Linked DNA regions of Mus musculus: all the other regions are linked to region 1. A link is a loop called in an ENCODE intact Hi-C map of the cell type or tissue named here. Cell type or tissue: left cerebral cortex. All regions are shown on one strand. Region 1 has its middle 8.1 kb from the start of Tbc1d2. Region 2 holds the start of Trim14 (tripartite motif-containing 14). Region 3 holds the start of Gm22247 (a small nucleolar RNA gene).

Region 1 (8,000 bases):
CTTCATGCCTGAGCCAGCCATCTGGGACACTCCGAGGACACCTTGAGACAGCTATGCACAAGGCTGCAGTTGATGGTACTTGGAAGGTAGGGGTGGAAGGAAGAGGAGTTTAAGGCCAGCACACTCCATAGCAAGTTCAAGGGTAGCCTGTGCTATATATGAGTTGTTTTGTTTGTGTCTCTTTACTCCTGTCAAGAAGAAGAGGGGGAGGGGATTGTGGAGAGATGGCTTCGTGGATAAAGCACCAGCCCCGAAAACATGGAGACTGGAGTTTGGACTCCTAGGTCCAGTTTAGCAGTAAAGGCTGGGTAGATGTGATGGCTCCCCATCATTCCAGCACTTGGGAGAGGGGACCCTGGCGAAAGCTATCCAGCCAGACATTCAGAAGCTGCGTGTTCTGAGTCCAGTAGGAGACCTGCTTTAATAAAGTGGAGAATGGTTGTGCAATGCAATGAATGGGATCAACTCCAGGCCCCTACAGGCATATGTGTACCCCCCACACACATACGGGAGGAAACAAAGACGGGAATTAAAAAGGGAAGAACAGAAGACTAAAGAAAGAACTGTCACAGATCACCCTGGCTATAGAAGACACAGACTTAGGCCTGTTTTTAACACTTCATACCAGGTTTTTGTGGTGACGGCTTGGACAAACCATTTCTGTCTTAGCCAGAGGGGTAATACTTCTGCCTGTGAATGATTCAGATACTTTTTGGACGTACAAGCAGTCAAGGGTTTGGGGAGGTAGCTCAGTGCTAGAGCATGTCTGGCAAATGTGCATGCACACCTCACAACCCACAAGGGGCTGGGTTCAATCTCCAGCACCATGAAATAAAACCCACAAACTGTTGGGGACAGGGGTCACACATCAAAACAGGTTAATTGAGAAGTTTTCTTAGAAAATAAAAATTAAAAAAAAGATTTATTTATTAAATTATATGCGCATGTCTGTGTGTCAACTTGTGCTCTTGAGTTGTAGACACACCCAGAAGTCAGAGGCACTGGACATCTTGGAGCTGGGCTTGCAGGTAGCTGTGAGCTCCCCATGTGGGTGCTGGGAACTGAACTTGGGGTCTCTGCACTTAACTGCTGAGCCAATCTTTTTAGCTACCCTTAAGAAATCTAGGTGTGTGGACATGTTGGTAGAGTGACTGCCTTGTATGCACAGGACTCTGGGTTCAAAGTCCTAGCCCTTGCTCCTACCTCCAGAATTACATAAACATGTATGGGAGGAGTATACCCACGTAATCCTAGCATCTGAGAGACAAAGGTTGGAAGAGGGAAGGTCAAGGCATTTTCAGTTACAAGGTGAATTTGAGGCTAGACTAGAATACAGCAGATTCCATCTCAAAAAAAAAAAAAAGCCAGAATATCTATCTGTGTCTATATATGTCATCCAACATCTTGTAGAATGGGTGTAAGGACACAGCCCAGGAGAGTTTCGCTTTCATGGGAATGCTGGAAAGAAGAACTCCTCACTTTCTGGCTTGCTGATGGTTGAATTAAGTCCTTTCTTTATATTCATGAGAAGGCCTGCCCCATAGTGTCTCAGACATGACTATAATTGGAGATGGGCTTTAAAGAGGTAAGCTACAGGAAACAATCTAATCTAATATGAAGGGCCTTATGAAATGGGATTAGGAGGCACGTACACACACACACACACACACACACAGATCATCTGAGGATGTGGGAGAAGACAGCCAGGCAAAGGGAAAGTCTGAGAAGAAACCAACCCTGTTGACACTTCAGCTTGAGACTCCCAGACTCCAGAACAGTGAGAGGATCCGTTTCAACCAATGTATACACAAACCCAGCCAACCAGGAGTACATCTCAGAAGCAGCTCAAAATGGTTTAGGACACCCAGAAACTTTCTTGGAAGCCACGATGAATAAGTATAAGTGTGAGTCATATCACAGAACTTAGTTTAGAGTATTCTGAATTAATTTTCAAATTGGGGAGGTTGAATAGATTCCATGATAGAAATAGAGATGGCAGCAGGAGACACATCCAGTGTTGTGCAGTTGAACTGTCTATGTGTGAAGACAGGAAAGACACTTCTAGGAGCATTTTGTCCAGCTGGAAAATGGAGTCTTCAACCCTACAGCTGCCTGGAATGGAGTTTTGCCAACACTGCAAAAGTCAGAAGAGGGACTGCCCTAGAACCCACTGCGGAACCCCAAAGACCAACACTGGGGTTCTGACTTACAGAACCTGGCTGTTTGTGCATCTTCAAGTCTTCCTGTTACAGTTTGTATGGGTTAGATGGGGAGGAGCGGAACATCTAGATGGTATCTCACTGGTACAGCTATTTGTAAGCCAGGACCCTCAGCTGGGCCCCTTGATCTTGAAATACTTGGTTTCCAGAGAAGGGGGATAGAAGGAATAAATATGAAAGAGAGAGGCAGAGAGAGAGACAGAGAGGAAGAGACAGAGAGAGAAACACACACACACATACACACACACACACAGAGAGAGAGAGAGAGAGAGAGAGAGAGAGAGAGAGAGAGAGAGAGAGAGAGAGAGAGGGAGGGAGGGAGGCACTAAAGCTCCAAATAACAAAGGCCTGCTTCTAGCCATCTGTACTATAAAATCGACACCAGGAGGGCTGGCTGTACAAGCCCCGATGCCCAGCTGGCATGTTGGGGGCGTGTTGGGGCATGTTGGGGGAAACTGAGCCTCCAGAATTTAGTTTGGCAGTGACATTTTTTTCCTTCGGCCTTAGTTCCCATTTCCTAAAAGCAGGGGTCCTGGCATCTGCTGCAGACAGCCCACGGAATGTTACTCTCCCATGTTTGCTCCAGAGAAAAGAGAAAATGGAAGGAAAGACGTTTCTGCTGTGTGTTTAGGAACAACAAGAGGGAGTCCCTCTTGATCTAGAGGTATGGGTTGTCATTTATTCTAATGTATGCATTCTTCTGGTTATTGTGTCAAAAAGTCATCAACAGGAATCCCTGGTTCCTTCCACTGTTGGGTTAACTGTAAATAGGAACTTGTCAGAAAGCGACACCTTGTGGCTCTTGTGGGTACTGCCCTCCTGCAAAGCTTTCCTAAAAATCTTTTTTAAGTACCTAAGAGAGCATCCCCCGTGTAACCCTTTATCCGTAAGTATCCCAAACGACACACCACTAATTTAATTTCTTAAAAACCTTTAGTATATTTCCACTTCATTTATTTAGTGGAAGCCAGAAAAACTTCCTATCTAAATCACATGTTTCTGTTTAGAATTATATTACATCTATTTTAATAAAGAATTTAAGTCTGGCTTAGAGGCACACGCCTTTAATCACAGAAGTCGACAAGCAGACTTAGGCAGAGCTCTGTGAATTCAAGGTCAGCCCCTGTACTTAAGAGAGTTCCAGGACAGCCAGGGCCACCACAATGACTAAGGTGATGGCATCTTATTTTGACTCCGTTTGTTGTTGGTTTAGACAGTTCTCAGCTCTCTACTCTGCTCCCACAGAAGTCATGGCTGCCTTGGCAACACTTTTGAAATGTCTAAGGCCTTGACCATGGTTCAAATGTATTAAGCAAAAATAATTAAGCTAAAGTAACCAAAAGAGATATGAGTAAAAAAATGTAATGTTATGAAATAACTTCTGTACATTTCACTACGTAGAGAGATCTGCCTGAAAAGAACCAAGAAAAAAATCAGATTATTTGAAGTTATCTTTTATGTATATTTTCTTTTTCTATTATGGAATAGGAGTAACTTTCATGAATGTGATTATACAGTAGCATTGAAGATGTTAAAAGCCATTGGGAATGCAGCTTGCTTTCTAACATATTTATTTTTTGTAATATTGTTTTAAATGACTTATTTTCATTTTATGTGCATTGGTATTTTGAGGGTGTTGAATCTCATGGAGCTGGAGTTAACAGTTGTGAGCTGCCATGTGGGTGCTGGGAATTAAATCCAGGTCCTCTGGAAGGGCAGCAAGAGCTGAGCCATCTCTCCAGCCCCAGGAATACCATTTTTGTTTCAAAAGTTTTTATCATGTGGTGTGTGTGTGTGTGTGTGTGTGTGAGAGAGAGAGAGAGAGGGGGGGGGGCATGTATGGGACCAGAGAGGCCAATCAGCAGAAGTCATTTCTCTCCTTTCTACTGTGTGGATCTCAGGGACTGAGCTAGGTCACCAGGACTGTCAGTAAACGTTCTTACCCGCTAAGCATCTCTCTGGCCCCTCTTGATTCTCTCTCTCTCTCTCTCTCTCTCTCTCTCTCTCTCCTTTCCTTCCTTCCTTCCTTCCTTCCTTCCTTCCTTCCTTCCTTCCCTCCTTCCTTCTTCCCTCCTCCCTCCCTCCCTCCTTCCCTCCCTTCCTTCCTTCCTTCTCCCTCCCTCCCTCCCTCCCTCCCTCCCTCCCTCCCTCCCTCCCTCCCTCCCCCCTCCCTCCCTCCCTCCCTCCTTTCCTTCCTTCCTTCCTTCCTTCCTTCCTTCCTCCCTCCTTCTTCCTTCCCTCCTTCCTTCCTTCCTTCTTCCTCCCTCTCTCTTTCCCTCCCTCCCTCCCTCCCTCCCTCCCTCCCTCCCTCCCTTCCTTCCTTCCTTCCTCCCTTCTTCCTTCCCTCCTTCCTTCCTTCTTCCTCCCCTCTTCCTTCCTTCCTTCCTTCCTTCCTTCCTTCCTTCCTTCCTTCCTTTGAGAATTAACTTTATTTACAAGCATGTGTCCTCTGCAAGTAGATGTTGTTGTTGGCAGGTGTTCTGTAAATATTGAAGGAGGTAATCAATGCCTATTGGAAATGGGGGACAGAGAATCATCATTGTCTTTGCTTGTGTGTTCGTGACATGATGGCACCCCAGAGGACAGGAAGAGCTCTCTGTGCTACCTGGCAGGACCGTGGAACAAATGGCAGTCCCGTCAGCCCGACCTCGCTTCACTGAACATAATGGGAATTCTGTTCCCTGTGTCAACCACAGCATTTAGCCACAGAATCTTGAGAGAAGCTATCTGATACTGCACACATGAACACACTTCCATTTTATATCCCTTGTTGAAATATGAATATGAAATAGACTCAGCAAAAAAAAGTCAATATTATTTGTATTATACACACACATATAGATTTTTTACAGCTATTTATTTATTTGGTTCGTGCATGTTCGTGTGCGTGAGTGTGTGAGCGTGTGTGTGTGTGTGTGTGTGTGTGTGTGTGTGTGTGTGTGTGCACGCGTGCACAAGAATGTGTCATGGCACTCACAAAGAGGTCAGAGAACAACTTGAAAGAGCTAGGTTCTCTCCTTCTTCTGTGTAGGCCCTAGGGATTGAAATAATGTGGTCAGACTTAACAAAAAGTATCTTTACCCATGGAGCCATCTTGTGGGTCCTATAGTTTTTTGTTTTCTGTTTTGGGGTAGGGCTTCTTGTAGCCTAGCCTAGCCTCAGATCTCCTGTGTAGCCAACGATGACCTTGAACTTCTGCCCCTCCTTGCTTCTGTCTCCCAAATGGTGAGATTACAGGTGTGCATCAGCATAAGGGCTGTCTGTCTGTCTGTCTGTCTGTCTTGTACTGGGGATTGAGCCCAAGGCTTTACAGATGCCTGGAAAGTGTTATGCAACAGAGCCACATTCTGCAGCCCCTTATTTTGTATTTTAAAGACTGAGAGAACGTGGAATACTTTATTAATTCTCAGACTTCATCTCATTTCACAAAACAATGAAAACCCTAGACTTGTGTGCTCTATGTGCTTAGCAAGAAATGCAGTAAGGCCTTTTCCTGAGAGGATGGGAAACCCTTGTTTCTGAGGTAGAAGGAAACCTCAGACCTGCATCTGACCAGGGTTCAAGCTCTCTGTGTCCCAGGCTGGCAGACTAGAGAGCTTTGAGCTGTCTTAGAAGTCAACAGATGTGACAAGGAACACGGTGCTCTGATGTGAAATAGACCCCTCCCCAACCGGGAACTAGAACTAAGTTGTAGCTTCAGGACCCTCAGTCAGCTCACATCCCAAGAGTCACCTCTCGGGTTCTCCTGGCCTTCTGGGATCCTGTGTCCAGGGCCACATGGTGACAGCCTTCTGTGTTGTTCACACATGCCACAAAGCTACAAGGCAGCTATGAAGACAGAGTGCAGGGAGAGAGGGCAGGAGGGCTTGCACACAGCTCCTCACAGTTGTTTTCTGGTGAAGACAGAGATCCATAGATCAGCAAAAGTCACTGCTTACAAGAAGACAGCCAACCCTGACTTTCGGTTCAGCAGGCTGGTGTGAGGAGACCAGCACAGGCAGGGCACTGAGGAAATGGCCGCTTGACTGTGGCTACTAAAACACAGTTCACATGCACTAGAGAAGCCACTGCTCCCCATTGCATCCGTGGGAAGAATTCAACAGAGACAGAGTGTAGAAGATACAGAGTAAAGAGTGCTTTGAGGGTCTGGAGAGATGGCTCAGAGGTTAAGGGAGTGCTAGCTGCGAGAGAGAGAAAGAGAGAGAGAGAGAGAGAAAGAGAGAGAGAGAGAGAGAGGAGAGAGAGAGAGAGAAAGAGAAAAGAAGAGTGCTTTGCAGGGATGGAGGCCTGCCTTTGTCCCTTTGGAGAGATTTCAGGAAATGAAATCTGTTTTCCATTGCTGTAACAAAACACCAGAGGCTGGACACTTTGTGAAGAGGCTTATTTAGCTTGCAGCTTTGGAAGCTGAAAGTCTGGGAACTAGTCACCCCATCTGTTTGGCCTTTGGCAAGGGACAATCTGGCTATTCCAGTGCATAGCAGAAAAGCAGGAGGAGAAATGGCTGTGTATAAAGGGTGTGGCACCCGTGGAAGAGCCTTACATTATAGCTCACTATGTGTGTGTATCTGTGTCTGTGTGCATGTCTGAGTGTGTGTGTCTGTATGTCTCTGTGTGCCTGTGTGTGTTTACATGCCACAGCACATATGTCTGAAAATCTCCACCATGTCAGTCCCAGAGATTGAAATCAGGTCATCAGGCTTTTGCTTCCCCCACCTTCCCCTCCCCCTCTTCCCCTTCCCCTTCCCCTCTTCCCTTCCCTTCCCTTCCCTTCCCTTCCCTTCCCTTCCCTCCCCTCCCCTTCCCTTCTTTTCTCTTCATTTCCCTTCCTTTCTTCCCTCCATCCCTCCTTTCTTTTTCTTTTTTCTTTTGTAATAAAACAGAGCAAAACAAAACATGGGTTCTGGGGGTGGAACTCAGGTCATCACGCTTTGTACACCAAGTTCTTTTCTGATTGAGCCAGAGTCCTTTGAGAACTACGTCAACCCTTTGAACAACCTGTGGGAAGGATTGGTGCAGGTCTCAAGGGTCAGCGTGTGCAGTGACATCACCATCATCCACGCGGTCTGTCCTTTACCTGTTTACCATCCGTCCCATCACGTGTCAGTAACTGAGCTTCTAGTACCTTACCTCAGGGGACACAACAAGCCAAGTCAGGCAGTGAGGCGATACCCTTCAGGTACGATGACATGCTACAGGAGGTGACACTGTCCTGCTATGCTGTCACTGCCTGGAATGGCTTCTCAGCTTGCTGTTATCCAGTCCTTCTTCAGAACCATCTCTCATAAACCTCATGACAAACAGACCCCTTTAATCCTTCATTTTCCAGAACCAAGCAAGCTGACATCTCTCCCGCCTGCCAGGTTATAACCCCCTTTCTTTGGTTGGAGTAGCTGGAAATGGAACCTAGGACCTCAAGCACTCTAGAGCTTAACTCCTGAACTATTATACCCCCAGCCCCTGGTGTGGCTTCAGACAGAAGTCATTACAAAGACAGCCCTGCCTCTCCAGTCAGCTTTGATCATTTCTATCTCCACCTATGCTGCACACCTATGCATCACCGTCGGTCGGGTGCTTTCAAAGAGGTGGCCACCACGGCCATGGCAAACATCTGTTGTGACAGCTGCCTCAGAGTTCAGGTCAGTGGAGACAGTTGTGAGGATGTGGGGATAGGAAGGGCAGTCTTCAGCCCAGAGAAGGAGAAAGGACAGAGGCCAGCAGCTCCCTCAGAGTCTCTTAAGCTTCAAACTTCAGGACTCCCCATTTTGGGAAGAGTAGGCATGG
Region 2 (8,000 bases), 130 kb before region 1:
GACCCAACTTCTGTGAGTTGCCCTCTGAACTCCATGGGTGGGCTATGGCATGTATAGTCATACATACATTCTTTCTCCCTCTCTATCTCCCTCCCCCCCCCAATGAAATGTAATAAAACTGCTTAAACAAAGAGATAAAAAAAAAAAAAGAGTATAGGGGCTGAGGAGACTAAATGCTTGCTGCTGAGGCACAAGGACCTGAGTTCAGATCTCCAGGACTGACATAAGAGTTGGGCGTGGGCTGGAGAGATGGCTCAGCAGTTAAGAACATTTGCTGCTCTTACAGAGGACCTGGGTTTGCTTCCCAGCTCCTACGTGGTGGCTCACAGCAATCTGTAACTCCATTTCCAGGACCTCCACGGACAGTGCGCTACATAAACATACACTAAGGCAAAACACTCATACACATAAAATAAAGATGAATTTTTTTTTTTTTTTAAAAGCTGGAAATGGCTGATTGCACCTATGGTCCCAGTATTGAGGAGGCAGAAACAGGCAGATCCTGGGAGCCCTGGGGGCTTGAAGGCCAGTCCCCATAGTTGAACCTGTGAGTTCAGCATTCAGTGAAAGAGCCTGTCTGAAAAGCCCAGGAGAGTGACTGAGGAAGACACTTGAAGGTTGACCTCTGGCCCCCACGATCCCATGCACATACATGCACACTCACCTGCATGAATACATGTATGAACAAATACACACAAGGCCAACCTGGAAGACACAGGCTGCTGGTAAAGCCCTATCCCCAAACAAGTAAACTTCACTGCACAGAATGGGAGATTCAGAGAACAGTGCTGCTGAGAGTCATCGCTGCCCAGTACTGGGAGAGGCAGCATCTAGGGCTGCAGGCGAGTGTGAGTGCAGGGTCACCCCTGCCACACGAATGCACTGACTTCTGAAGAGCCACCGCAGGGAAGCACACAGCCTTAGAGGGTATGGGCTGGAGATTGACAACCATGGCTTTAACTGTCCCCTGGAAAGGAGTGTTTGATCGGGCTGGGTGATTGGCTTCTGCACAATAGACTTTGGACCGACCACATCTGAACCTGATTTCTGATTACAGAGCTCCATGGGTTAGTTTCCACATCAAAGGAAACTTTCCCCGGAGTAGGCCACTAAGTCCAGAGCAGCTTCCTCTGCCACAGATACCACCAGCCAGTGTTCAACAGAATGTTTGTGCCCCGTCTGATGTAAGAAATAAAACAGAAAGTCTTGGGGCTTGAGTTAGGTGGCAGAGTGCTGCTCTTGCGGACGTCCTGAATTTGGATCCGAGCACCCGCATCCACACTGGGCAGCTCTGTAATTACAGAGTTGCACGCAGTTCCAGCTCCGTGTGATCTAATGCCCTCCCTATTCTGGCATTTGTGGGCACCCAAACACAGGGTGGTAGACACAAAGACAAAGACACACACGCACAAATTAAAATAAATTTTAAAAATACATTAAAAGCATACAAAGTTTGAATACTATGTGTTGAATATGTTGTTTACTATAGACACTGATCAAACAAAGGGGCCTAAATAAACCAGGGGACATCCCATGTTCATAAACTTAGAAGTAATGTCACTCAGGCTAGCCTTGAACTTGTGATCCTTGGGTCTCAGCCTCCCATGTTGTGGAATTTTAAGTGAGTACCACCTCTGGGTGTTTGCTTATTTGTTTAGCTTTTTTGATTTTTTTCTTTGGCCCTTTTTTCCCCCGAGACAGAATCATCTTACATGGTATGACCAGGATGCCCTACCACACACTATGTAGCTCAGGCTACCCTCAAATTTGCAGCAAACCTCCTACTTTAGTATCTGGGTGTTAGGGTTGCAGGTGTGAGCCTTCACACCTAGCTAAAGAGCCCAAATTTGGTATAGCAAAGCAGGGTCATCAATTCTTTCAAGACCTATTATCAGCTATATTGATCCTAACCATGTAGAGACATGGTTTACAGACATACATAAACAAGAATCATAAACTGCTGTGCATTGTAGGCTTATGTGCTGAGCGGGCATAGACACTATTTAGATTCTGTGCTTGGCACTGGAGGACAGTTAGGTGTCATGGAAGTCACCCTTAGCCTATTAAGTGGAGGAACAGGCTATTTCTCCACAGGGCCTTTGCAGTTTCCTGTGGATCCAGAAATGTTTCAAAGGCAAATGTGTAAGAGCTGCTGGCCCTTGCCTTGCTCTTTCTTCCCTTTGACTCTGTCGCAAGAAGCCTGGAGAGACACTTCTCTAGAGTCACTTGCTGGGTCCTCTTGAACTGATTTGTCATTTTGAGCCCAGAACCTTGCTGTTTTTAAACTTTTATTTATTATTGTGTGTGTGCGTTGTGCATGAGGAAAGCTGTGTATAGAGGGCAGAGGACAACTTTTGGAAGTCTGTTTTCTACTACTGTGGCCTCTGGCGCTTGAACTCAGGTTGCCAGACTTGGACAGCAAATGCTGAGCCATCTCCTTAGTCCCCACCCCCCTTTTAATAAAAATTTCACTTACATCTATCTATCTATCTATCTATCTATCTATCTATCTATCTATCTATCTATCTATCTCTATGAGATATGGCCTTGTTTTATGCTCTGGCCAGGAACTCAGTAGTAGATCAGAATGGCCTCAAACTTGGGCTGATCTTGTCTCAAAAATGCTGGGATTACAGGTGTGTACCACCAGGCTGGAGAGATGGCTCAGCAGTTAAGAGCACTGACTGCTCTTCCAGAGAGTTCTGAGTTCAAATCCCAGCAACTACATGGTGGCCCACAACCATCTATACAGCTACAGTGTATTCATATACATACAATAAATAAATAAATCTTAAAAAAAAGTGTTTACCACCATGCCCAGCCAGTCCTTCTCTTGAAGAGTTAAAAGAGGGTCACCACTAATAGCTAGGCCACTGATGTGACCTGTGAAGATTCCCAGAATACCAGGGCTTGTTGCCCTTTAATTGATGATAGATGTTAGGAATTGAGGAATCAGTTCCACACTCCTGTGTGGTGATGGTGGTGGTGCATACCTGTTATCCTAGCAACTCAGAAGGCTTGAAGTAGGAAGTAATCTTGGCTTATATATTGGAGATCCTGAATCACCAGCCAACCAACCAACCAACCAACTAACCAACCAACGAATCATGTGATCCTGAACTTAACTAAGGCCTGTAATCCCAAATACTCAGGAACCTAAGGCAGGAAGCTCACGAGTTCAAGGCCAGCTGGAGACAAAGTTCAAGTCTAGTTGGTTAGCTTAATAAGACCCTGCCTCAAGACAGAAATGTTTCCCATGCTCCACGTTCCTTTATGCAACCTCAGCTGAACTCATTGGTACCCACATACACAGGGGATGGCTAGTTGGAAATCAGTGGGCAGAGACAAGGGAAGGAAATGGGTAAATGTGATCAAAATACATTCTATACATGTCTGAAAATGTTGCAGGAAGCCTATCATTGTGTATAGTCTATCTATGCCAATAAAATCCTTCTTTAAAAAAAAGACTTTACAGAGACTCCAATTTTAATAAAAATTTCACATTTTCACTCCACTCTCAAGTAAGGTAAAGAGAGGTCTGAAAATGTAAATAGCCCAGTGGGATAAAACATTTGCCTACCACGTGCATGGCCCCGGGTTCAATCTGTAGTACACCATAAAGGAAATAGCACTGTATGAACACTGAAGGAAGAGTGTATTTAGGGACTAGATTTACACTCTACATCCCACGACCAAGAACCTTAAGAGTTGCTTGCCTGCCCTGGGAGCTGTTTTGCTTTCCTTATGGCAGTTTGGGGTGTGTGAGGATGGAGGGCCAAGTTCCTCTGGTCTTGTCCTGGCTTTGGTGGATGTGAGGAAACTGGACCTCTGCCCAGTGAGCTGTGGGGCAGAGGCTGAGTCTTCACAAAGCTTGAGAAACAGACCTTCAGGGCCACCCACCTGCATGCGTGCTTTCTTTGTGATCTTGTTCTAAAATGTCTAATTTTGTGTTCTTTCAAGACCCTTTAAGTCATGGGTGCTCCAAATCCTACCAGCTTGTTTTGAGTCTAGTTCTTGTTTTCCCGGGGCTCCACATTAAGGAATACTTAGACCCTGGGGGATATGTGGACATCTGCCCTGAGGGGAAAAAAAAGATGGATCCACTTGCCTTGAGCCTTTCCCCGGCGTCTTCCAAATGGGCTATGTTGTCCGCATGTTGCCTCTTCTTGGTTGCCAAACACTCTAAACAGTCCTGGATTAGCTTCTGTGAGAAGGGTCAGGAGAAAAAGGAAAACTGTCACTTTCAAGCTAACGAGCTTCTAGTCTCTCCACCAGGGACTGAACTCCAGGCTTGGCAAGGGGACATCCACCTGCTGAGTCACTTCATTAAACCACTAACCCACCGCTGCACTGAATTCTTTTCCAGCAGAAGTGCCTGGGGCTCTGCCGGTGAGTAGTTTGCCCAAAGTCAAGTGATAAGATGCAGGGTGAGCAGAGCCTCTGGCCCTCTGCACCGCAGGCCTTTGTCAGGGATGCCACAGCCTGGATGCCTGGCTCCTATTTCTGTTTGTCTGCTTTTAGAAGTTGCTTTTTCTTTTTTTTTTTTTTTTTTTTTTTTTTGGTTTTTCGAGACAGGGTTTCTCTGTATAGCCCTGGCTGTCCTGGAGCTCACTTTGTAGACCAGGCTGGCCTCGAACTCAGAAATCCGCCTGCCTCTGCCTCCCGAGTGCTGGGATTAAAGGCGTGCGCCACCACGCCCGGCGAAGTTGCTTTTTCTAATACCTGGTTTGGGTCTCTTCCCTCCAAGGGGTAGCTATTTCCACCTTAGCCTTCTCTACAGCTGGTCTTCCACTTGGCACCTGGGCCTAACTCTTGAGAACAGGGGTGGGGATGGGGCCTGAACTTTTTTAAAAAAAGAATTATTTATTTTATGTATATGAATACACTATAGCTGTCTTCAGACACACCAGAAGAGGGTGCCAGATCCCTTTACAGATGGTTATGAGCCACCATGTGGTTGTTGGGAATTGAACTCAGGACCTCTGGAAGAGCAGTCAGTGCTCTTAACCGCTGAGCGATCTCTCTAGCCCTCGGGGTCTGGACTCTTAATCAGCCAAGAGTAATAATACTAAGGCATGTCAATTTCCAGGGGAGAGCTGGAAGCTCAAGGAGGCTGGCAGGCGTTATGAGCTCTAGAGGAAGAATAAACCTAGGTCCTAGTCCTCGCTCTACAGCCATGTGCTCAAAATCTGTTTCCTCCATCGCAAGCAGGTTTGCTGTGTGGAGTAAATGAGATCAGAGTGGCTGGCCAGCCGCACATGCTCAGTGCAGGTCACTTTGCCATGTTAGCATCCAACAAGCATTTGCCGCAGTGGTAAATGGGGGCAGGGAAGGGGGTCAGCCTTGGCTTCAGCTTCCACATACTCATCATCTGGGACATCTAAGCCACCTATTGCTCAAGCTGGCCCAAGGATACCCTAGCTCTCTGGTTTAGGATCTCCACCTCCAGCCACTGGAATTTCTGTCTCCTGATCCCATGAAATTCTATTTACCCTTCAAAGCGCTTCCTTGACGGTTACTCCTGTGCTCAAACTCCGCCCGCCCAGACCTGCGCTGCACGCTCGCCCTCGCGGCTTCCCACCTGCACGCGCACAGCCTCCTCCTCGGCCAGGCCCACCGGGTGGCGGCGGTACGCACCCAGAACCCGGCAGAGCGCCCACACGGAGCGGCCACAGCGGCGACAGAAGAGCTCATGTCCACCCAATGGCACTTCCCTGGGGAAGTGCTTGCGTGGCTTCCTGCCCCAAGTTCTATTTTCTGGCTCTCACTGGCCACCACCCTGGGCTCCCTAGTATGATATGTAGTACATTGCAGTGCTACTATCCTACCCCTGACCAACCAGGCAACTAACTCATCCAGATGCGGCGAGGATCTGATTTCTGACTTGGCTCACGGTACAAGCCATGGCGCTGAGTGCTGAGTATGTGCTTGATGAAGGAATGGCTCTGTGGATAGACAGAGGAAGGGTGCCTAGGTTGACGCATAGCCTTGGGTCTCCGAGTAGCAGCATTTGAGGATCCTTATTAGCAGTCATTTCACAGTTGCTGAAGGATGGTTCTGGAAGCAGGGGCAGGACTCCACTAGTCAGACTGTCCTCCCTCAGGCCCAATTCAGATTGGAGTTGTAGTCTTGTCAAGGGTGGTTAAGTCAGGAGAGAGCAGAAAGGAAGGTGCTTTGGGCAGAATTACAAAGACTTCTTGGAGATAAACATAAAATCAGCCCCGGGGGTTCAGAAGGTTCTGGCTAGCTTGCCTTCCTCAAATGCAGAGAGGAGAATAGATTCTGCAGAGCCAGGGCAGCCGGCTGGGGGTCCTGCTTTCTCGTTATCTATAGAAGATAAGGCTGTGATTAACAAGCCTCTTCCGTGGGTGGGGTGGGAGAGGGGACAGTGGTGTATTTGCATAGGGGGAGGAGCCGGATTCAAGGCAGGAAGAGGGACCTTATTGACTTAGCAAAACAACATAGGCCATCAGGTCCCAGTTCAGAATGGCCTTTTATGAACTCCAGGGTCCAGAGACATTTCCAGGCTTCATGGAACACACGCATACATACAGTTTTCTTTTTCTACAATCTGGTCTTTTGAGATAGTCTCTCTACATATCACAGGTTGGCTGTAAACTCCCAATTTTCCAACTTCATCCTCCCCTGTGCTCTGTTAGGCGAACGTCCCTCCCGCGTCCTTGACTCTGGTTGGGGAGTTGCCCTAGCAGAAGCGGTAAAGAACGTGTGAGTACTAACCAGCTTGAGCCTCCTGTACCCCAAGCCAATCTTGGGAAGCTTCGCTGGTGGTTTGAGCAACTTTTGCACTTCCATAGGGTTCTGCCTCCCGATCCTACTGTCTACTATCTAGAGGACCTCAGGGTCCCCCTTTAGTTTCCCTGTCCTAACGGGATTTGACCCTCCTTTGACGGTTACTCTTGTGCTCAATCTCCGCCCGCCCAGACCTGCGGTGCACGCCCTCGCGGCTTCCCACCTGCACACGCACAGCCTCCTCCTCGGCCAGGCCCACCGGGTGGCCGCGGTGCGCACCCAGAACCGGGCAGAGCGCGCACACACAGCGGCCGCAGCGGCGACAGAAGAGCTCAGCCGGGCGTTCGCTGTGCTCCGGACAGCGCCAGCCATACGCCCCGTCGGGCTGAAAGGGCGCCCGCGCCTCGGTAGTCTCGCTCGCCATTCTCAGTGGCAACCGCTGTTCTCTGTGCAGTGTGGTCGGGTTGGGTTGGTGCAGAAATCGAAACCTTGCTCGGGGAGGGGCGGGGCGGGGCGGGGCGGGCGACCCAGCTCCCAGTGGCAAACTGGAGGGGCGATGACCTGCTGGAGAGTTGATGCTTGGTCCCACCTAGTGCTGGATCCGCGGCACAGCATCCTTCCACTCTTTCTCACCTTGAGGAGGAGGAGGTCACTATAGATAGGAACGCGGGTGCTTGCACTGATGGGCTCACTGGAAGGTTGGCTTCCCGCTTGTTGATGATGTTGGGCTTCTGGCAAACTGCGGAGGTGCGTAGTAGGTGGTGTGGCCTGCCCAGAGGGCCTACATTTTCTACACCTCATTTTGTTCTTTTCCTGTAGTGCTTCCTCCCTATGGTCAGCCATGTGGGGGCAGGTGGGGGTGAAGTTGGAACATACTTCCAAGAAGCCCCAATTATCTTCAGGCTAAAACTTCAAAGCCCCAGGCCCTGAAGATGTTCTGATTTCTCTTGCCTTGATGGGTGAATGACCCACCCTGTTTCTAGCCGGGGCATTTTGCAGTTCTTGCTTAAGGTATAGCTGCTGCTCACTGTCCCCCAATCACATGGAGGTGTGGCTTATCTCCTTCTTCAGGAAGCGTCCATTCTCCACCCACAGCCGCCTGACCACCCTGCCCCATCCTGCCCCTCACGAATTCTCTCAAACACAAGTGGAAGCACTTCAAGGGTATTCGGACCTTACTGACCAGTTTGCCAACCTGGTCCGGTATCATCTGGTCCAGACACCTAGTGCTAAATTGGTACTTGTAGAAC
Region 3 (8,000 bases), 160 kb before region 1:
GGTTGGTAGTGGCCCCGCTTGGAACTCTAGCATTTGGAAGGTGGAGGCAGGAGAATGAGTTCAGGCCGGCCTCAGCTACACAGTAAGCTTGAGGTGAGACTGAAATACACGAGACTGACTCAAAACAAGACACCAAGATGAGTCTTGCCCTGTGTCCTCAGATGCTTCCTCAGAGATGTTTCTAGAAATGGCTCTTAGGGTGGACTGTAGGGATGTGCTTTTACTGTCTTTGGATGAGTTTCTCACACGCGTGCACATGTATGTATGTATGCATACACCATCTCTGGCTTACTGTGTCTTACCTTGTAGCCCCATCAGAACCCCCTATATAGATCAAGCTGGCTTTGAACTCACAGAGCCTCCTGCCCCTGCCTTTCGGAGTGCTGGGATTAAAGGTGTGCCCTACCACAGCTGGTACATAAAACACACCTCTGCCTTTGTGTTAGTCTCCCAGACTTCCGAATATATTTGTAATTGTAAACATTGGCCCTTGTAAAAAGGTGGGAAGCCGCATACGGTAGCTTGTGGTTGTCATCCAGCATTGGTAAGTTTAGGCAGGGGGATTGCCGTGAGTCCAAAACCAGCCTAGACTGTATAATGAGTTTCAGACCACTTAGAGCTACAAAGTGAGAGTTCATCTCAAAAATAAATAAGCAGGGCCTGTGAGATGCTTATCAATAATATCAGTTGTCCCCCAAGTCCAGTGGTCAGAGTTCAGTTCCCAGGTCCTTCCTGGTGAAAGGAGAAAGCAAGCCCTGGGGGCTGTCCTTGGATTTCCACGTAGCTACACGTGCGCCGTGGCCCTCATGCCATGCTGCTTTAAGTAAACACATACGGAAAATTTAAAAACTAAACGAGCCGGATGTGGTGGCGCACGCTTTTAATCCCAGCACTCGGGAGGCAGAGGCAGGCGGCGTTGAGGTCAGCCTGGTCTACAGAGTGAGTTCTAGGGCAGCCAATACTACACAGAGGGACCCTGTCTCAAAAAGCAAACCAATAGACGGATGGATGGATGGATGACAGACGGACGGATGGATGGACAGACGGACAGAAGGATGAGGGGAGGCCGAGAGCTCAGGTTTCAGCTACATCACCCTTTTCCTGACACCGAGGTTCATCCATAGAACTTGAAGGAGCTGCTTCTCTTCCGTCATGGTAGGAGAGGGGGTAAAAAGCGAACCAGAAAAAGTGAAAAGACCTCCCAAAGTGTTGAGTTCAGTTCAGGGCAGCTTCCCTGTTCTGTTAATTAAACTTTGGGACATTGGAATTGGCTGAGGGAAATGACTGAATAGAGAGCATTACTCTATTCATATTCTTCTAGCCTACACAAACAAATAAAATACAGTTTTAAAAAGTTAAAAAAAAAGAGTGAAAAGACTAATAGTCCCAGCAGTTGGGAGGTGGCGTCTAGCCTGGGCAGCCCAGCCTGCAAGCTGGAAGCAATGCTGCTTTGCTGTGCTGGAAACCCCGCTCGGAGGCTCCTCTTCATTTGTTTGAGGCTAGTTTTCCGGCTAGCCTGGGGCAGTGAGACAGAGACGGGTAGGAGTACCTTTACAAAAGACTTAAGTTGATTTTGCTTTGCCAAGCCAGCATTTCCTGCCAGGCCTCCTTAGAGCTGGCTTGGTTGGGTTCTGTCTGTCCTTCCGTGTCCACCACCTCCGTTTCAGTGGCAGGTGGTTCCCGCACTCACCTTCCTGACTTCCTTCTGCCAGCCATCATTTTAACGAGTTCTGTCTTCCTCTGCTGTGCAGGATGTTCCGGGCGGCTCTGTGTGCTCAGGAGAGGTTAAGGTGTGGCAGGAGTTTATGGAGTCTGAAAAAGTTCGTAGGACACGTGTCAGGAGGGTGTGCAGAGGAGGTGGATTTTAACCAAAGAAAGCTTAGTATTGAGGCCGCAGGCAGAAGCCGTGAGCCTGGCAGCCCTGCTGGGCACCTGAGCAGTGACTCCGCTCTGCCACTGCGCTCTTCCTTCTCTCCCCTGGGTGCCTGCTGCCTCTGACAGGGCTGGCCTGTCCTTTTGGGCTCTGTGCTCTGTCAGTGTAAAAACTACAGCTCTCATCTTAAAGGGACCAGGAGGTAGTTTATTCTGGAGCTATTCTGAGTGACAAGAGCCTGGGAACACAGATTTAGGTTACCCCAGATTCCATGCTCCAGTGTGGAGCAGTATCGCAAGGTTTTTATCGTTTTACAGAACAAAGGAAGCCATGAATCGAGGTACCTTTAAAATACATTTGGAAAGTACAGCAGAGAAGTAGGTACAGCGAGGTGGGGGAGCTGTTCTGTAGGCCCAGGGTGTCTGTCGGCATTTAGCTCATAGATTGGCAGAAGCTAGTGTGCCCCACTAAGTTAACAGCGTCTAAGAGGTTTTTATTTATTGCCATGAGCTGTTCAGATACAAAGAGGGCAAGGCATGGCTGTACCGGAAGGCTAAAACTAGGCCAAGATAAAGGTCATTGGTTCCTGAACCTACAAAATTCCAGTCTCCCCACAGTACTGCAGATAGGTCTTCCAGAAGTTGTTTTCTTCCTCTTCTTCCTCCTCTTCCTCCTCCTCGTTTTTGTTCACAGCCAGACTCTATACCTTTTTTCTTTAAAGGATTTATTTATTTATTTTACGTGAGTACACTGTCTCTGTCTTCAGACACACCAGAAGAGGTCATTGGATCCCGTTATAGATGATTGTGAGCCACCATGTGGTTGCTGGGACTTGAACTCAGAACCTCTGGAAGAGCGGTCAGTGCTCTTAACTGCTGAGCCATCTCTGGAGTCCCCAGACATACCTTTTTTTTTTTTCCAGGAATTTTTGGTGCAGTTCCCCAGTGGTCACTCACCCCTGCACCCACACCCTATCGTCACCACGGGCTTCTCTTTCCTCTCCGGTGTGATTCCCCAGCCGAAAGGGCTTTAGAAAAGCCCCAGTTTCCCAGTGTGGCTGACCATGCCTGTAACCCCAGCACTCAAAGCAGGGCTATTCGAAAGGCAATTTGAGGCTAGCCTGGCCTACGTATGGTGGTGTTGTTTGAAGAAAGAGAAGCCCTAACCTTCCTCTTTCAGTAACTCCTTTTTGGACTACAGCTTCTCTCAGTATACACACAGAAGAAAGGTTCTGTGAGCGCACACTGCCTGTTCTTATTTTATTTATGTATTTATTTTTGAGGCAGGGTCTCTCTGCAGCACTGGGTGTTCTGGAACTCCCTGTGATCAGGCTGGCCTCACACTCCATCTACCTGCCTCTGCCTTTGGAGTGCTGGTTCAAAGGCATGCCTACTGTCTCCTCTTAATAAAGTTTAAACAGTTCTGAGTCAGTCAGCCTGGCACAATGGTACATGCCTGTGACTGAGACTGAGGCAGGAGAATCAAGAATTGGAGGCCAGTGTAGGCTACATAGCAAGTTTCAGGCCAACATAGAATAAGAGCCTGTCTCAGAAAGCGAAGAAAAGCAATCCTCAGTCAAATCAGGTTGATAGACCTGGCTTTAAGACCAGAGAGGTTTATGTCCTAAGGAGCAGTGAGCTGGTCAAAGTTCCCTCAGCACTAGTCTACTGGGAGTGTCCTGTTCTGTCACTGAACCCAGTCACCGTCTGGGGAGCTATTAATTGATTGAATTACTTTAAGGCAAACTGAAAAGAGGAGGTGATAGGGCTGTATGGCTTGTGCCAGGGGAGGGGTCTCACAGCAGTAGGGCAGGTTAGAGGAAGCCAGCTGGTCCTAACCTAAAGGTGGCAGGTTTGCTCCTTGCCAGGGTGATGAACCAAAGGGGCAGTTCTCAAAATGGCCACTAGATGTCGATAGTTCCCCAGGGGGATTGCAAAATGAGGTGCACTCCTTCCTCCTAGCAGTTTAAAAAAATAATAACTAGAAGATGATAGAATTCCATTTCATATTTCATAGTCCCTGTAGGTAAATCTTTGAGATTTTTTTTTCTGCACTAGGCGTCCTTACCTGCGCTTGCTTAGTCTGTCTCCTGAGCCCACACTTTGTCTGCTAGAGGTTCTAAACCTGCCAGGAAGGTGAATGGAGGTCTGTGGCCGTGGGCTAGTTTAAAAATGTCTTTTTTCATTTTTCAAGTTTTTTAAAAAACATAATTTATTTTTATTTATGGGTATGGATGTTTTGCCTACAAATATGTCTGTGTACCATTTGAATGCCTGATACCCTGGAAGGCCAGAAGAGGGAAGGAATCGGGTCTCCTAGAACTGGAGTTACAGGTGGTTGTGAGCCTCCACGTGCATGATGGGAATCAAACCTGGGTCCTCTGGAAGAGCAGCCAGTGTCCTTAACCCCCGAGCCATTCTCTAGCTCTTGTTTTCTTTTTTGAGACAAGTTCTTATTATGTCATCCTTGCTGACCCGAAACTTGCTGTGTAAGACCAGGCTGGTTTTGAACTCATAAGAGAATCCACCCTTATTAGTTCTTGCAATTTAACAGGATAACAGAATATGAGATTTTACTTTTGGGTGGTGTGTGTGTGCGTGTGTGTGTGTGTGTGTGTGTGTGTGTGTGTGTGGTGCTAGGGATCAAACCCAGGGCCTCACACAGGCCAGAGAAGTACTTGTCCATCTCCCCCCAAGATTGTCCTGGAACCATTTGCTGACAGCTCCCAGCCTCCTGAGTCTTCTGGTTGCATCCTACATTATAGGGTTCATTGAGTCTGAATGGCGGCTGGTTGGCTTTCTTGCAGGCCCCACAGTTCAAGGTCTGAACAGGCCAGCTGCTGATGAGCAGGTCAAACCAGGACACAGATTGCTCCATTTGCCTCTCCTGGTAGGAGTCAGTGTCTTCTTTCTGGTTGTTGACCTTTGAGGGCTGGTCACTCTTTCTGCCTGGCTCTGGGTCATGCGTAGGTCACAGCCCTTTTGCTTTTGTTTACAAGTCTTTGGGGGAAAGAACAGTCTGGCCAGAGGTAGTGTTTCCTTCACAGATTCTTGTAGCAACTGATGGCCGGAACAAGCCCTGAGTGTTCCCTGGACAGATGGGTGTGCAGACATAGAATGATGCATTCTCTGGTCTGCGCCAGCTTCCTCTGTCCTATACCACAAGGACAGAGTTCTGACCAATAGTGAAAGGTATTCCCTCTGATTTTTTGTAGATGGCAGTTGAGTTTCTGCACGAACTGAATGTTCCCTTTTTCAAAGTTGGATCTGGGGACACTAACAATTTTCCCTACCTGGAAAAGACAGCCAAGAAAGGTAAGCGTCTTTCCTAAAACCAGACCCCAAGCTTTGTGTTTCTGCCCCCTAGTGGCTGCTCACGGTAATAGCGCTTATGGGTACTCCACTGTTTCTGTTGTTTTTGGGTTTTTGGGTTTTTGTTTTTGTTTTGTTTTGTTTTGAGACAGGGTCTCTCTATGTAGTCTGACTGGCATGGAACTTGCTGTGTAGCCCAGGTTGGCCTCAAACTCCTAGAGATCTGCCTGTCTCTGCCTCTCGGGTGCTGAGATTAAAGATGTGCACCACCACACCCAGCTTTGGAGACCCATCTTAGAAACCTGCTTCTACCCTTTCGTTTTGGGACAGTGCTAGGGACTGAACCCAATGCCCCGGGCACCTGTATGAGTACCACCATGGAGCCACATCCCTGGCCAGTGCAGGAATCTCTTCCCTAACGTCTCCACACGACACTAAATGGATTCCCCCGTGTGAATTTCCCTTCCCTCATTTCAAACCTGGGATGGAAGCAGGTCGTATTACTGGGATATTCTGTACTTATCTCATGGGCAAGGTATCAGAAGCTGTAAGGACGGGGCTCTGTGCAGGCCAGCAACAGGGCTGGTAGCTCTTGGCCTCTCTCAGTTGTGCTCTTGCACTGGCGAATCACCATACTGCAGGCTGCGTATCTCTAGTCCACAAGGCTTGGGGCTAGGAATGATCCAGAATTTCGAGTGTTTCAGACTTGAGATTTGTAGGAAGAGATGAAGCTCGTCTGTCCTGGGCAGCCTCTTGATTAGCAGAGATGCCTCTCTTCCCCTCAGGGTTGAGGTCCTTGGTGTGCTTCCCTTCGCTGAAGCATGGTGCCGAGGACAGTGTATCTCCTCCTCAGTCTTGGTGCGGTGTCTTAGATGTGGGTGGGGGAAGAGTCTGAGCCCCTGTGAAGAAGGTGCCGGGTTCTCCAGGTCGTCCTATGGTGATCTCCAGCGGGATGCAGTCAATGGACACCATGAAGCAAGTCTATCAGATCGTGAAGCCGCTGAATCCCAACTTCTGCTTCCTCCAATGCACCAGCGCGTACCCACTACAGCCCGAGGATGCCAACCTGCGCGTCATCTCGGTGAGCGCCCAGCTCCCTTGAGACAGCGGAGCCTTGACTGCTTGTTCACTCACAGTGCTGGGGACTGAGCCCCAGGCATGGCACGCTAGCCCAGCTCTACCACTGAGCTACATCCCTAGCCCTAGCCTTTCTTATAGACCCCGGGACCACCAGCCCACGGGTGGCACCGTCCACAATGGGCTGATCCCTCCCGCAATCACTAATTAAGGAAATGTCCCGCAGTCAGGTCTTATGGAGACATTTTCTCAATTGAGGGTCCTTCCTCTTCTGATTACTGCAGCCCTTATGTCGAGCTGACATAAAACTAGCGAGTACAGTGGGTGCTCTTCCTGCATTCCCAGCCGCCCTCAATGAGAGACTTTTTCTCGTCTCATAAAGGATTGGTCAGAGTGCCTTACTGTCTCTCCCGTGGCGGCTCTGCTCTGACGGGCTGGGATGGGGTACTGCGTGTGAAGCCCAGAAGGGCAGCCACTTCCCTCTTCTCTCACACAGGAATACCAGAAGCTCTTTCCCGACATTCCCATCGGGTATTCCGGGCACGAGACGGGCATCGCCATATCTGTGGCCGCCGTGGCTCTGGGGGCCAAGGTGTTGGAACGTCACATAACGTTGGACAAGACCTGGAAGGGGAGTGACCACTCAGCCTCGCTGGAGCCTGGGGAGCTGGCAGAGCTGGTGCGGTCTGTGCGCCTGGTGGAGCGGGCCCTGGGCTCCCCAACCAAGCAGCTGCTGCCCTGTGAGATGGCCTGCAATGAGAAGGTGGGTGCTGCCTGACCGCCCAGCCTCGCTCTCCTGAGGCAGGGGCGACACACTTGCTCAGGATGACCTGTGTGGGTCTGATAGATAAGCTGGTGAAGGAGTGTCTACTCATCCTTCTGAGCTTCACCAGACTACATGGGTGGCAGGGAAATGTGTTCCATAAGAGGAGTTCGGGCGTGTCAGCCACCTCTGGTCGCATTAGCTTTTCCACTAAGGCTCTGAAGCCCGTGGCCCTAGGATTCTGGATGTGAAGTCGTGAGATGGTCAAGCCTGGGTCACGTGGAGTGTGCATGCCTGGGGCACAGGGTTGGCCACAGGCATCATCGCAGGGCTGCTGGGCAGGGGTGGCGAGGCTGAGGCATGCTTCCTGGCTTCTTGAAAGCTATGGCCCAGACCTTTCTGCCCTTCTGAGTTTAGAGCCAGGAGTCGCAGGACAGCCGTGTGCAAGACTCCTCGCCTGCAGTTATATGGGTCGGGCAGAGACCAGACACTAGGTATACATGAAGAACACTGTCATCTTTTATTCCAGGGGAGACTACCTACTACCTCCCTAAATTACAGCTGCACACATACTGGGGAGTTAGCAGTAAAAGAATCTAACAGCCTTGCAAATGAAGTGGAGAGAGTTGTGCAGGAAACCAGTGTGCAAGTTCTAGGAGTTGGGCGTGAAGGGTAGTGCTCAGAGCAGAGGGTGAAGTGAAACATAGCAAGGGCCACAGCCTTTCCTGGTGCTAAGTCCACGCAGAATTAGACCTCGAGGCTCTCGTGTGTAAGCTGCAGATGCTGCTGCAGAGTATTTACAGGGCGGCAGAGGCACTGGTTGGGAGCTTCAGACAGCTCCTGGCCTCCGCGCCTGCCACCCCCCCCACCCGCCCCACCCTGGTCTGTTCTCTTCCTGAGCGCCCCTTGTCATTTGAATACCAGTCACCCTCATTGCTCGTGAGCCCTCCATGACCTTATTTTATAGAACATGGTG

The links. Peaks named below come from ENCODE experiments on the same cell type or tissue, not always from the same donor. Only the 100,000 strongest peaks of a DNase experiment are listed, where the experiment ranks them.
Region 2: a loop joins it to region 1, with 2.0 times the contacts of the local background. A loop is called at or near these places in 12 of 42 quality-filtered maps.
Region 3: a loop joins it to region 1, with 6 times the contacts of the local background. A loop is called at or near these places in 16 of 42 quality-filtered maps.

Annotation. Positions count from the first base shown.
Region 1 is chr4:46,654,305-46,662,304 of GRCm38, forward strand. No RefSeq gene overlaps it. Among named protein-coding and RNA genes, the nearest start is that of Tbc1d2, 8.1 kb to the left of the region's middle. In left cerebral cortex, a CTCF peak has its summit at 3,019 (motif pointing left); DNase peaks (open chromatin) are centred at 1,952, 2,663 and 3,010; H3K27ac peaks cover 831 bases.
Region 2 is chr4:46,528,907-46,536,906 of GRCm38, forward strand. It overlaps Trim14 (tripartite motif-containing 14), which reads right to left and starts at 7,235. Exons shown (of 6, transcript NM_029077.4): 1 at 6,974-7,235; 2 at 4,109-4,204. The coding sequence starts at 7,174. It overlaps Gm16731 (predicted gene, 16731), which reads left to right and starts at 6,995. Exons shown (of 4, transcript NR_151695.1): 1 at 6,995-7,157. In left cerebral cortex, CTCF peaks have their summits at 4,921 (motif pointing right) and 7,328; DNase peaks (open chromatin) are centred at 5,734 and 7,329; H3K4me3 peaks cover 985 bases.
Region 3 is chr4:46,493,956-46,501,955 of GRCm38, forward strand. Nans (N-acetylneuraminic acid synthase (sialic acid synthase)) reads left to right here. Exons shown (of 6, transcript NM_053179.3): 3 at 5,088-5,187; 4 at 6,111-6,265; 5 at 6,758-7,024. Gm22247 (a small nucleolar RNA gene) reads left to right here and starts at 1,200; the gene lies at 1,200-1,330. In left cerebral cortex, CTCF peaks have their summits at 3,777 (motif pointing right) and 5,237 (motif pointing left); DNase peaks (open chromatin) are centred at 3,767 and 5,226.